2 separate regions of the Homo sapiens genome follow, and region 1 is linked to region 2. Evidence: chromatin contacts called from ENCODE Hi-C or POLR2A ChIA-PET data. All regions are on one chromosome and are shown on one strand. Each heading gives the region's core, a stretch centred on a gene start or an enhancer-like site at or near the end of the contact. The rest is flanking DNA. Distances are from core to core; before and after follow the strand shown. Region 1 holds the start of TP53BP1 (tumor protein p53 binding protein 1). Region 2 holds the start of TUBGCP4 (tubulin gamma complex component 4).

Evidence for each region. A loop is a pair of places that touch in the nucleus more often than their neighbours do. ChIA-PET counts read pairs that join two places held with the same protein, here RNA polymerase II (POLR2A). Pooled maps may share reads with other maps.
Region 1: a loop to region 2 is called in a map of B cell, with 8 times the contacts of the local background. The contact joins the promoter of TP53BP1 here to the promoter of TUBGCP4 in region 2. A Hi-C loop is called at or near these places in 1 of 168 maps with a recorded cell type or tissue (B cell), 2 of 37 single-sample maps with no recorded cell type and 10 of 50 pooled maps. POLR2A ChIA-PET finds 5 or more read pairs at or near these places in 6 of 52 experiments (HEK293T, MCF 10A, Panc1 and 1 more).

What each region holds. Positions count from the first base shown.
Region 1 is chr15:43,489,788-43,495,499 of GRCh38, reverse strand. TP53BP1 (tumor protein p53 binding protein 1) reads left to right here and starts at 2,344. Exons shown (of 28, transcript NM_001141980.3): 1 at 2,344-2,463; 2 at 3,032-3,216; 3 at 3,405-3,498; 4 at 3,747-3,831. The coding sequence starts at 2,457. RefSeq lists enhancers at 1-406, 1,903-2,609, 2,610-3,318.
Region 2 is chr15:43,368,640-43,374,579 of GRCh38, reverse strand. It overlaps TUBGCP4 (tubulin gamma complex component 4), which reads right to left and starts at 3,479. Exons shown (of 18, transcript NM_014444.5): 1 at 3,148-3,479. The coding sequence starts at 3,225. It overlaps ZSCAN29 (zinc finger and SCAN domain containing 29), which reads left to right and starts at 3,537. Exons shown (of 6, transcript NM_001372080.1): 1 at 3,537-4,022; 2 at 4,555-4,984; 3 at 5,453-5,657. The coding sequence starts at 4,667. RefSeq lists an enhancer at 3,349-3,468 and a silencer at 3,569-3,838.

The DNA of each region.
Region 1 (5,712 bases), core at 1,095-3,594, 120 kb before region 2:
TGTGACGGAGTCTCACTCTGCTGCCCACGCTGGAGTGCAGTGGCACGATCTCGGCTCACTGTAACCTACGCCTCCAGGGTTCAAGCAATTCTCCTGCCTCAGCCTCCTGAGTAGCTGGGACTACAGGCGCCCACCACCATGCCCAGCTGATTTTTTGTATTTTTAGTAGAGGCGGGGTTTCACTATCTTAGCCAGGATGGTCTCGATCTCCTGACCTCATGATCCGCCCGCCTCGTCCTCCCAAAGTGCTGGGATTACAGGTGTGAGCCACTGCGCCTGGCGGTTTTTAGGTTTTTATTGTTGTTGTTTCAGACAGGGTCTCACTCTCTTGCCCAGGCTGGAGCACAGTGTTGCAATCTTGGCTCATTGCAACCTGTGCCTCCTAGTTCAGGAGATGCTCTCACCTCAGCCTCCTGAGTAGCTGGGACTACAGGCACATGCCACCACACCCAGCTAATTTTTTTCGTATATTTTTTAGAGATGGGCTTTTGCCATGTTGCCCAGGCTGGTCTCAAATTCCTGGGCTCAAGTAATCCACCTGCCTCTGCCTCCCAAAGTGCTGGGATTACAGGTGTAAGCCACTGCGCCCAGCCATTTTATGTTTCGACAAACACACTTGTCAAGTAATCAAACAGATCTGTTTATTTGTGCCTCACTTGGGGAGGAAGCAGAAGCAGGCTGGAGAAGAAAAGCAAAAAAATGGTAACTTTTGGGGGATTTTTATGGGACTCAAGGTCATGATTTACTCATAACAGGACCTGGTTGGTTGTGCCCTCTCAAATAGAGCAGATGAACTCACTTTGTCCAGCTAGTGTAGTTAGTATTGCTCTAACCTGGTCTTTAAGTATTAGATTTGTTTAGTCACTGGTGTTCTGCAGCTTTAGGAGTGGAGTATGAAAAGAGTCAATTATAAATGATTTTAAGATTAAGAAGTGAGATGCATCTCTGTGTGGTCCATTTCATTTTAGCTCCACTAATAAAACATACTGGCGACCATAATTATATTCCAGTTATAGCAGTAATAGATTCTAGATTTTTCAGGACAGTTTCAAGGAGTCAGTCCTTTTGTTCCCATAAGTAACGTGTATTCAGACAACATGCTTTGAATTTGGTTTGGAAAATAGGATCACTGTAATTTATAGCAGCAGTGAGAAGACTGGTAGGAAGCTCCACTTCAGCTTTGCCTATATCACGTGCTGAATTGGGCATTTACAGAAATGGAGAATCATGGTTGGGCTGTGCCGAAATAAATCTGAGCCTGGGGTAGAAAGAGAAAACTGCCTCATATTGAATGCCTACTATGTATATGTTTGGCACTGTGCTAGGTGCTTTCCCTATTGACAGCTGCTCTGGCTAGAATTCTATCCTGGATCCAACTGCCACTTAAATAATATACCCCCACCCCTCAACAACAACAACAACAAAACAAACACATATGCCACATGGGGCTTAGTTCATTAAGACTCGTCACAGCTGCCACACCCTCTTTAAGACCCTGGCACCATAATTAGGATAATAGAATCTCTGGGTTTGGAAGTATCTTTGAGGTCATCTAGTTAGAAGGGGTGGCAGCTGTTCTCTTTACCATGGAGTTTGAGAATGACAGTGCTCAATTCTCTCAATGGGAGGTGCAAAATATGTCTGGGGCTGTAGTCTCTGCAGGCAATCCCATAAAAGATAAGGCAACGATAAACAAGTGTGAAGCTTGAAATACGTCCTAGGCGGAAAAGGGCAATGGGAAGAAATATGGCTTACTGGAGCCCTTATACAATGTAAAAACAAACAAATACTAAAAACGCCCTGGCAGAGATGTAATGTCAGGCCCTTGGATTCAGGGTAGAGGCCCACAAAAGGGATCCTGATTGACACAGGTTAACCCTGTGTCAAAGAAGAAAGAGTCTCTTCTGTTGGGTTCACCAGCTCTGAAGTACCTAGCCATCCTCAAGCCGCTTCTTCTTTGCCCTGTTATGAGAAAGCTGGGAAACTCTCTCCTTTTCCAGGAAAGAGGGTGAGGGACGGGGATTAAGGGGCGTGAACGAGAAAAAGCAGGTAGAGGTACTGAAATGTCTGAGTAGTGGTAAATGCAATCGTCCTGGAAGCAGGGGAAGGTATTTCACGCCCTCTCAAGGTCCCTTCGGTTCAAGGATACCGTCATTCTCCGGCTCTACTAAAGGGGAGGGCCTGCAACGTCCATGCTGCCATGGAAACGCGCCGCCGTGTTCCTTTTTCTTACGTGGGGCAGGGCACTCTGCCGCAGCTACCTATCATCCACGGGATTTCTTGAGTGGCGGGCGGCGGCAGCGAATGGACGATCCGATATTGTGTGACGTGACGGGAAAGGGGGAGTTCGCGGCCGGTGGCGGCGGTGGCGACAGCGGCGACCTAGGGATCGATCTGGAGGGACTTGGGGAGCGTGCAGAGACCTCTAGCTCGAGCGCGAGGGACCTCCCGCCGGGATGCCTGGTACTGTTTGGAGAGAAATGGGAGTGCAGTGGGCTCTGAAGGCCTGGATTTCGGGTCTGAAGGGATGGCTGACCGGAGGGGGCGGGGTGGCAAGCATGGCGGCGGTGACGGGGAAGGGGTTGGAGGGCCCTAAGGAGGGGGTGGGGAAACGTTAGCTAAGAAGGCTTGGTGGTCGTGAGGAAAGCTGAAAGGCTGTGGGGCCTCTGGCGAACAGATTTTAGAAAACATTCTTTTGGGGGGAGGTAGAGGCGCCAGAAGGACGTGGCGGGGGGGATGGAAAAAGGGGCGGGGAGAGAAGAGGTTAGGAAGGAGGGGAAAGGGTGTCTACGAGAAGGTGATGAAAAATAGGGAGGGATAGTCAGGCTTATTGTAAATAACGAGGAATGGTGACTTGGTAGGCATGATAGGAAAGTGCTTGCAGCAATTATAAATATAATATTCTAATTGGAGGAGTCCTGAAGTGGTCCCGTTTCCCAGCTCTTGTACTTCCGCCCCATTATTTAGGTTTAGACTGCGTGAGCAAGGCTAGTAGGTTACACGGAACTGATCTTTTGTTATTCCATTCCAGGGGAGCAGATGGACCCTACTGGAAGTCAGTTGGATTCAGATTTCTCTCAGCAAGATACTCCTTGCCTGATAATTGAAGATTCTCAGCCTGAAAGCCAGGTTCTAGAGGATGATTCTGGTTCTCACTTCAGTATGCTATCTCGACACCTTCCTAATCTCCAGACGCACAAAGAAAATCCTGTGTTGGTGAGTGATACCTTGTTTGAAGAAGATTGAGCAGATTTTTTTTTTTAAACCGAAAACCAGCAAACATAAGTATTTAGAAGATCATTACCTTCTCAATAAAGTTGATTGGAAAAATTGTTCACAAATAGTAGGTTTCATTTTGAACTATTTCATATATAATGGGGATATTTTGTATGTGTATTTTCTAGGATGTTGTGTCCAATCCTGAACAAACAGCTGGAGAAGAACGAGGAGACGGTAATAGTGGGTTCAATGAACATTTGAAAGAAAACAAGGTTGCAGGTGAGGTGTTTAAAGCTATCTGTCCCCTTTGCATTTTTTGGGTGCTCTTGTTGGTGCTGGGTGGATTTAAACTTTATGTGGTTGTGTCGAATGTATGTAAGGAAGCCTACTGTGGTATCTGCGTAGTAGTCACTCAAAAGTTGATGTGCTAGTGTCACTGATTAGATTGGTATTGTCTGTATTCCTGATTTTGTATTAAGGTTTGTTGGTAAATGTCTTTCATGCTAATATCCAGTTATTTTTTTCAGACCCTGTGGATTCTTCTAACTTGGACACATGTGGTTCCATCAGTCAGGTCATTGAGCAGTTACCTCAGCCAAACAGGACAAGCAGGTATACAGTGTTTGAAGGGGTTTATTTAAATGTATTATCAGATTTGTTCTTTTATCTGTACCTGTTGCCTCATCCCAAGGATAAAAGGATTAATCTCTTTCTTGTGGATTAGGAAATGGGACTTGAGGGTTGTATTAGATAGTATTGTAATAGTACTGATAGCTGGAAACTGTTTTGTGAAGGTAATAATTTTTATACCTACATTATTCAAATCATGATCTGTCTTGTGCATGTGAAACAAAATAAGCATTCCTCCTAGTAGAAAAAAATTATTAAAAAGTATTTAGGGGCCAGGCATGGTGGCTCATGCCTGTAATCCCAGCGCTTTGAGAGGCTGAGGCGGATGGATCACTTGAGGTCAGGAGTTTGAGACCAGCCTGGCCAACATGGTGAAACCCCATCTCTACTAAAAACAGAAAAATTAGCTGGGCCTGGTGGTGCGTGCCTGTAATCCCAGCTATTCAGGAGGCTGAGGCAGGAGAGTTGCTTGAACCTGGGAGGCGGAGGTTGCAGTGAGCTGAGATTGTACCAGTGTACTTTATCTAGCCTGAGTGACAGAGTGAGACTCCGTCTCAGCAAAAAAAAAAAAAAAATTTAGGAGTATTATCAGAACTATTAGGCATGTTTTCCATCTATCAACTGAAGTACCCCACCAGTTTTAGATCTAGAATGTTTAATTCTTACCCTAAACAAGATTCAATTGTTACCATGTCTTTTGCATATCTTTATAATACCCATTTTTTGAGTTCATGCTCTGTGTTAGGTCCTGTATTGGACGTTTGGCATATAGTATAATGTTATTTAATCCTATTCTTAAAGCAGCTGTACGATGAAGACATTACATTACTTCCATTGTATAGACGGGAAAATTGATGGACAAAGAAATTAGATAACTTGCTTTAGAGTACATTGCTAGTAAGTGGCAGAGCTGGCTTTGAACCTGGTCCTAATGACTCTAATGCCTCCTCTTTCATTCTAACTAATCAGTGCTTCTCAGTCTTCCGCCCCAATATTTCTAAGGTCCAAGGAGAATGTAGAGAACTTCAGGAGTTTTGGGGTGGTAGAAAGGGGAGGTGGTTAGAGAGGAGAATGTTAGCTTGAGATGGTTAAAGACTATTGTTTTTTCTTAAAAAGAAATGGTTTTTGGCTGGGCGCAGTGGCTCACACCTGTAATCCCAGCACTTTAGGAGGCTCAGACAAGAGGATCACTTGAGCCCAGGAGTTTGAGATCAGCCTGGGCAACCTAGTGAGACCCTGTCTCTACAAAAGAAAAAAAAAAAGGACTGGGTGTGGTAGCTCACACCTGTAATCCCAGCACTTCGGGAGGCTGAGGTGGGCGGATCACCTGAGGTCAGGAGTTTGATACCAGTCTGGACAACGTGGTGAAACCCGGTCTCTTAAAAATACAAAAATTAACGAGGTGTGGTAGCGGGTACCTGTAATACCAGCCACTCAGGAGGCTGCATCAGGAGAATCACTTGAACCTGGGAAGCAGAGGTTGCAGTGAGCCGAAATTGTGCCACTGCACTCTAGCCTGGGTGACAGAGCGAGACTCTGTCTCAAAATAAAATAAAATAATAAAAAAAAAAATAGCAGGGCATGGTGGTCCGTGCCTGTAGCCCCAGCTATTCAGGAGACTGAGATAGAAGGATCACTTGAGCCTGGAAGATTGAGGCTGCAGTCAGCCGTGATTGTGCCGCTGCACTCCAGCCTGGTTGATAGAGTGAGACCCTGTCTCAAAAAGAAAAGCTTTTTTGGAGGTGTGTTTTATTTTACACTCTGTGTCTGTACGTAATTTTTTTTTTCTCACAAATCATCAAGTAAAATAAATGCTTTAGAACAACCTGCAAACCGATGGGCTCATTGTGGCCTGCAGAAGTG
Region 2 (5,940 bases), core at 2,230-4,729:
AATACAGTGGTGGGTTCATAGCTCACTGTAACCTTGAACCCCTAGGTTCAACCAATTCTCCCACCTCAGCCACCAGAGTAGCTAGGACTACAGGCATGTGTCACCATGCCCAGCTAATTAAAAATTTTTTTTTTGTAGAGATGGAGTCTTGCTCTGTTGCGCAGGCTAGCCTCAAACTCCTGGCATTAACTGATCCTCCAGCCTCACCCTCCCAAAGTGCTGAGATCACAAGTGTCAGCCGCTGTGCCTGGCCTTTATTTAATTTTTTGAAGAACTGCCATACCATTTTCCACAATGGCTGTACCATTTTACATTTCCATTACTATATCCCAGGTACTGTGCTAATACTTTGAGATAAAAGAGTGAACAAAATCAGATACAATTACTGCTCCAAAGGAACTTAGCATATTATATGGATGGATATATAATATGGATTATATGTGGATGCCATTTTATATGACAGTAAATGTGGTAACAAATAGGCGAAGAAGAATTTTTCTGTTACCAAGTCCATAGAAAATTGATTAGGAATCCAATTAATGTAGATTTTAATGACACAATGCTAATCACATCTTCAAGTTAGTAACTTAAGAGGTTGCACAACACGGTGCTTAAGAACCTGGTCTCTTGCCGGGCGCAGTGGCTCACGCCTGTAATCCCAGCACTTTGGGAGGCCGAGGTGGGCGGATCACGAGGTCAGGAGATCGAGACCATCCTGGCTAACACGGTGAAACCCCATCTTTACTAAAAAAACTACAAAAAAATTAGCCGGGTGTGGCGGCAGGCGCCTGTAGTCCCAGCTGCTCGGGAGGCTGAGGCAGGAGAATGGCGTGAACCCAGGAGGTGGAGCTTGCAGTGAGCCGAGATTGCACCACTGCACTCCAGCCTGGGCGACAGAGCGAGACTCCATCTCGGAAAAAAAAAAAAAAAAAAAGAACCTGGTCTCTGGAGCCCAACTGCCTGGGTTTGAATCCCTGAGTTGCCTCTTACTTGCTTGAAAGCTTAGGCAAGTTACTATACCTGTCTGTGCCTGTTTTCATACCTATAAACTGAAGAAAATAATTGTGAGGATTAAATAAGTTAATACATGTGTAAAGCACATATCCCAACCACATAGCTAGTGCTCAATACACATAAGCAATTTTATATTATTAACAAGACAGCTCTACCAGTTATCAAGTGATACTACTATTAAAATTGGCATTTGAGCGTTTCTTGTTGGCAGAGTTTTCGAAAAGTTCAATATCTAATTATTCTGAAACAGCAAATAATAACTCGAAGTTACTGATACCATTCTATATAACACAGTTATAGGAACAGGCTGAGAAATCCTGCATTAGAATAATGGTCATTTGAACTTATTGATTTGGTAGTTTTGTTTACTTTTAATTTATAAAAATATTTGATTTTATAGTTGTTTAAGAGTATTATGCTTGAGTTTATACCTAGCTTATGTATATACATATTCAATATAATAAAATAATTTTCATTAACACTTGGCACTCATGACAACTTTTCCCTTTACTCAAATGTAAAAGACACTGCTCTGCAGAAATTATGTAATATTTGCCATCTTTGTCTTCTTTTCTTCCATCAATACCTAAACACCTGCTATGTGGCAGAAACTGTGCTAGGTGCTCTGGGTAGATGAATGAAGAAGACCACTGGTCTTCGCTCCCAGGGGCAATCTATGCGGGAGAAAGGCTAAAAACAGGTAACAACAATACATTATGAATTGTGACAAATCCTACAAGGGAAATAAACAAGTTGATGGAGAATAATGGCATCAGGGGAGGATGCTTAAAGATGTGCTCAGAGAAAGTTTTTCTGACAAAGTGACTTTAAAGCTGAGACCTTGAGGATGAAATGGTAGAAAATACATGATTGAGAATTTTTCATAAGAAAGAAAGGAAGGGAAAAGATGAATTACTTGTGGTTGTCTCCCCCACCCCCTCCCTAGCTATCTTTCCTGTACTGTGTTATCTCTTCTTATTTTGGACCATCAGGCACCCACATACTTCCTAAATACTGTCCTCCTATATGCCTGGCATTGTACTAAGATCTATGGAGAAAAGTGAAACATCGAATTAGTCTTCAAAGACCTACAGGTGAAAGATAACAATTCAAACTCCACCACACAAATCTTCACCTGTTTTTTTCAAAAATTCACCTAAACTCCCAAACTCCAAATACATGTTCATAAATAATAACGAAAGGAAACTGTTTGATTTATAGGTTTTATAGACTAAGAATGTACTTTTTCTGCTCTTCCACAGTCTCCTAAGAATCGGCATGTCTTGGTGATCAGACGGACCTAGATTTCAGTCTTGCCACTACTAGGACTGGCCAGCATAAAGTTTTCTGAGCTTCAGTTTGCTCATTTGTTAACTGGTAGAAACAATACCTAAGTGGACTAAATTATTGAGAGCATTAGATAACATTACTGGAAGCAGAAGCAGGTAAAAGTAGTTCAAATACTGAAGCCAGACAGACCTGGCTTCAAAACTAAGCTCTGTTAATTACTAGCTATGACCCCGATAGTTATTTAACTATTCTAAACCTAGCTTAATCTGTAAAATGGATAAGGTGGTTGTGAGGATTAAATAAGATAATGCATACGGAACATCATACATTCCTGGTTACACAAAGGCCCCCTACCAAGTGCTTTACCTAGTGCAGAAATTTTCTGGTAAAGGAGTAATGAGGGAAACACCACACGCTCTCGATTTCATTTATTTCCTTCAACAAACTTTACTGAGCGCTTACCATGTGTTTGGGAGCTGTGTATTTGGCCCAGTACTTCAAAACTCAAACAATGCACGTGTGAAAATAAATAGGAGAAAGTGCCTCCCACACTTCTATATCATTCCCCAGCAACTGTCAGACACCTGGACCTCAGGCCCTTTCCTCGCCCCGCCACAGGTGGGGCTCTTCGAGGTCTGCCCTCCGTTTTCTAGCCTAGGCCCGGCCTCTCTAGGTGTCGCATCAGCCTTGACCCTAAGGGGCTGCCCTCCAGTCACCTGTCCAGGGATACGCCCCCAGCCCTGGAAGCCCCGCTCGCTAGGTCCCTCAGCCTACTCCCCCAGGCGCTGGCTCAGGTCCCCCCTCCTGCGCTCCCTGGTTCCCGCGCTCTGCGCCGGACAGTACCTGCAGGCCACTCCGCTTGTTCCAGGTGAAAATGGACCCAGGGTACCCGCTCAGAGCCAAGAGCAGTTCGTGGATCATTCCCACGGCGGACCTCGAGTCCCTGGTTATGTCACCCCCTCCTCCAGCGCACCTCCAGGCGACCACGAGGGGAGTGCTTCCCCTTCCACACGCGCACCGGCCCCTGGGTCGGGCGGTTTGTGCCGAATCAACCCACCGAGACAATCGCTGCGGCGGAGCGGACGGGAAGCTGGGAAGGGGTCGCGGGGGAGTCCCGGAAGTTCGGCAGCTCAACGGGGTCCACCAGCTACTCCCGCCCGGGCTCTGCGGAGACTGAGTCGCGGTCGCTGCCCTCGCGCATGCGCCCTCGGTGCCCCGAGCCGCCCGCTCGGACTTCCGGTTTGGGAGCTGTACTTGGGAGGCTGGAGAGCCGGGGCCGGGGCCGGGGCCGGGGCCGGGGTCAGGGTCGGACCCCGAGTGGGTGAGGCTGGCCCGGAGGCAAGGATGCGAGGGGGTTGAGGGGCAGCTCGAGAGGGAGACGCTCCCAGGGGTGGGCTGGAGGGCGCCCTCAGGGCGCCTTAGCCGGGTCAGAGGCCTCTGGAGGGACCGCACGACGGCTCCGGGTTACCCGGCCGGAGGGAGCGGAGACAAAAGAGGCCAGAATCCCGCAGCCGCTGCTCCTTGGGCTGAGAGCTCTGCGTCCGCGAACCGGCAGCACCTGGAGCCTCTGGCCGACACCCGAGCCCGTCCTCAGGAAGCCCGTTACTACTGCTCCTCGGATTCCGTCTCTCCTGCCCAATGTGACTCTCCCCAAGCCCCCATGGTCCTCGCTTTGGAGCCAAAACCAGCTTCTCTCCTTGCGCGAGGTTTTCCGACAGGTAGCTCCCTAATCCTTGCTGAGCGGCTACTACTACGCGGGGAAAACAAAGACCCGAGATTCTGGACGTGATTTTTGCCTGGGGTGGGCTTTGGGAGTTGTGCAGCCCGAGGGGGCGGGGCGGACGCAGAAGGCCTCGGGAAGGACTGCGGAGATACTGGGGGAGATCAGCTGCGACCAGCTGGACAGAGGCTTTTTGTTGCCTTCAAGCAGGATGGTGACTTGTCTTTAGATCCTCTCGAACTCCAGCTCTCCTATATGGTTCGGACTCACTGTGCAACATTGGCCAGGGAAGTTAAATGGGATCGGATTTGGAGGAGGTGGGAGAGGGGCAGACAGTACTTTTATTCTCTGCTGCTTCCTGGGGCTGCCCTGGAAGTCAACCAGAAAAGCAGTTTTTGCAAAGTCTATTTACTGAAGATTGTGCTACCTTAGAAGGCCACTCGGAGCACATGGAAAGGCAGGCCAGCTCTGGCAAGACTTTAGACATATGAATGTATTCCTTCTGATAGTGCCATCTTTCTCTGCCCTAGGAAGAAACACCTCTTACAGTCATCTGCAGGGGATTCTCCAAGGACATGGGAAGATAGATGTAAGCCCTGGAACCCAGACTCCTAAGCGAAGGGAAGCTGCATTCTGCTATTAATGATGGCCAAATCAGCTCTAAGAGAGAATGGCACTAACTCTGAGACCTTCCGACAGCGTTTCAGGAGATTCCATTACCAGGAGGTGGCTGGGCCGCGGGAGGCTTTCAGCCAACTCTGGGAACTTTGCTGTCGGTGGCTAAGGCCGGAGGTGCGCACCAAGGAGCAGATTGTAGAACTGTTGGTGCTAGAGCAGTTCCTGACCGTCTTACCTGGGGAGATCCAGAATTGGGTACAGGAACAATGTCCAGAAAATGGAGAGGAGGCAGTGACTCTCGTGGAAGATTTAGAAAGAGAGCCTGGAAGACCTAGATCTTCGGTGAGAAGGGAGGGGGAATTCAAATTCAAAAGTGTGATACTGGGTGGAGGGCTAAATTAAGATATAGACAGGCTTAAAGAGGGACACAGTCTCCCTTGGTGAGGCTTATACTTCTGGTCTGGTATAGGTAACTTTTTCAGATAGTGCTTGTCTGGAGATGCTTCCTGGGTGTACCTTCACCTACCCTGTCATAATGAGTTTTTCCTATAGTTTCTTAATAGGGAAGAAAGGGGATTTTTTTTTTTCAGCCTGAAGGTGGGTTTACTATTTTGATCGTTTCCTTCTGGAGTTTCAACTGCTTTAAGCTAATGGCAATGGAATAAGACCCTTGTTCGCGTTAACCTCCCTCACCCCTACAACCCTGGCCATGGCTCTGAAAGATGATCTCTTTTGGGGTATTAAATACTCTCCTCTGGGAATGCCCCTCATTATGATCTTGCAGTGACAATTAACGGGGGTTGTTTCTAGGTCACAGTCTCTGTGAAGGGGCAGGAAGTGCGCTTGGAGAAGATGACACCCCCGAAATCATCACAAGAGTTATTAAGTGTTCGGCAGGAGTCAGTGGAACCCCAGCCCAGGGGTGTACCCAAGAAAGAGAGGGCAAGAAGCCCAGACCTGGGACCACAGGAGCAGATGAACCCAAAGGAGAAGCTCAAACCTTTTCAAAGGAGCGGTGAGGAGTAGATTCATATGGGAAGATAGACTGCCATTCCAAGTTGGGAAGTAGGGTTGGGAATAGTGAGTGGGAAAGGGATTTCAGGAGTAAGTGGAAATTGCAGAATATGTGGTTGTTGACATGTAGTTTAGCCTCTGGTATTCATATTACCTCTTGATAAGTCCACAAGAGAATGGCTCCCTAGTTTTTATCGGAACTTGGAATTATTTTATTTCCTCTTGGTAATGATGATAGTATAGGTCATTATTTTCTAGATAAAAATTCTTTTCTATACTTGAAG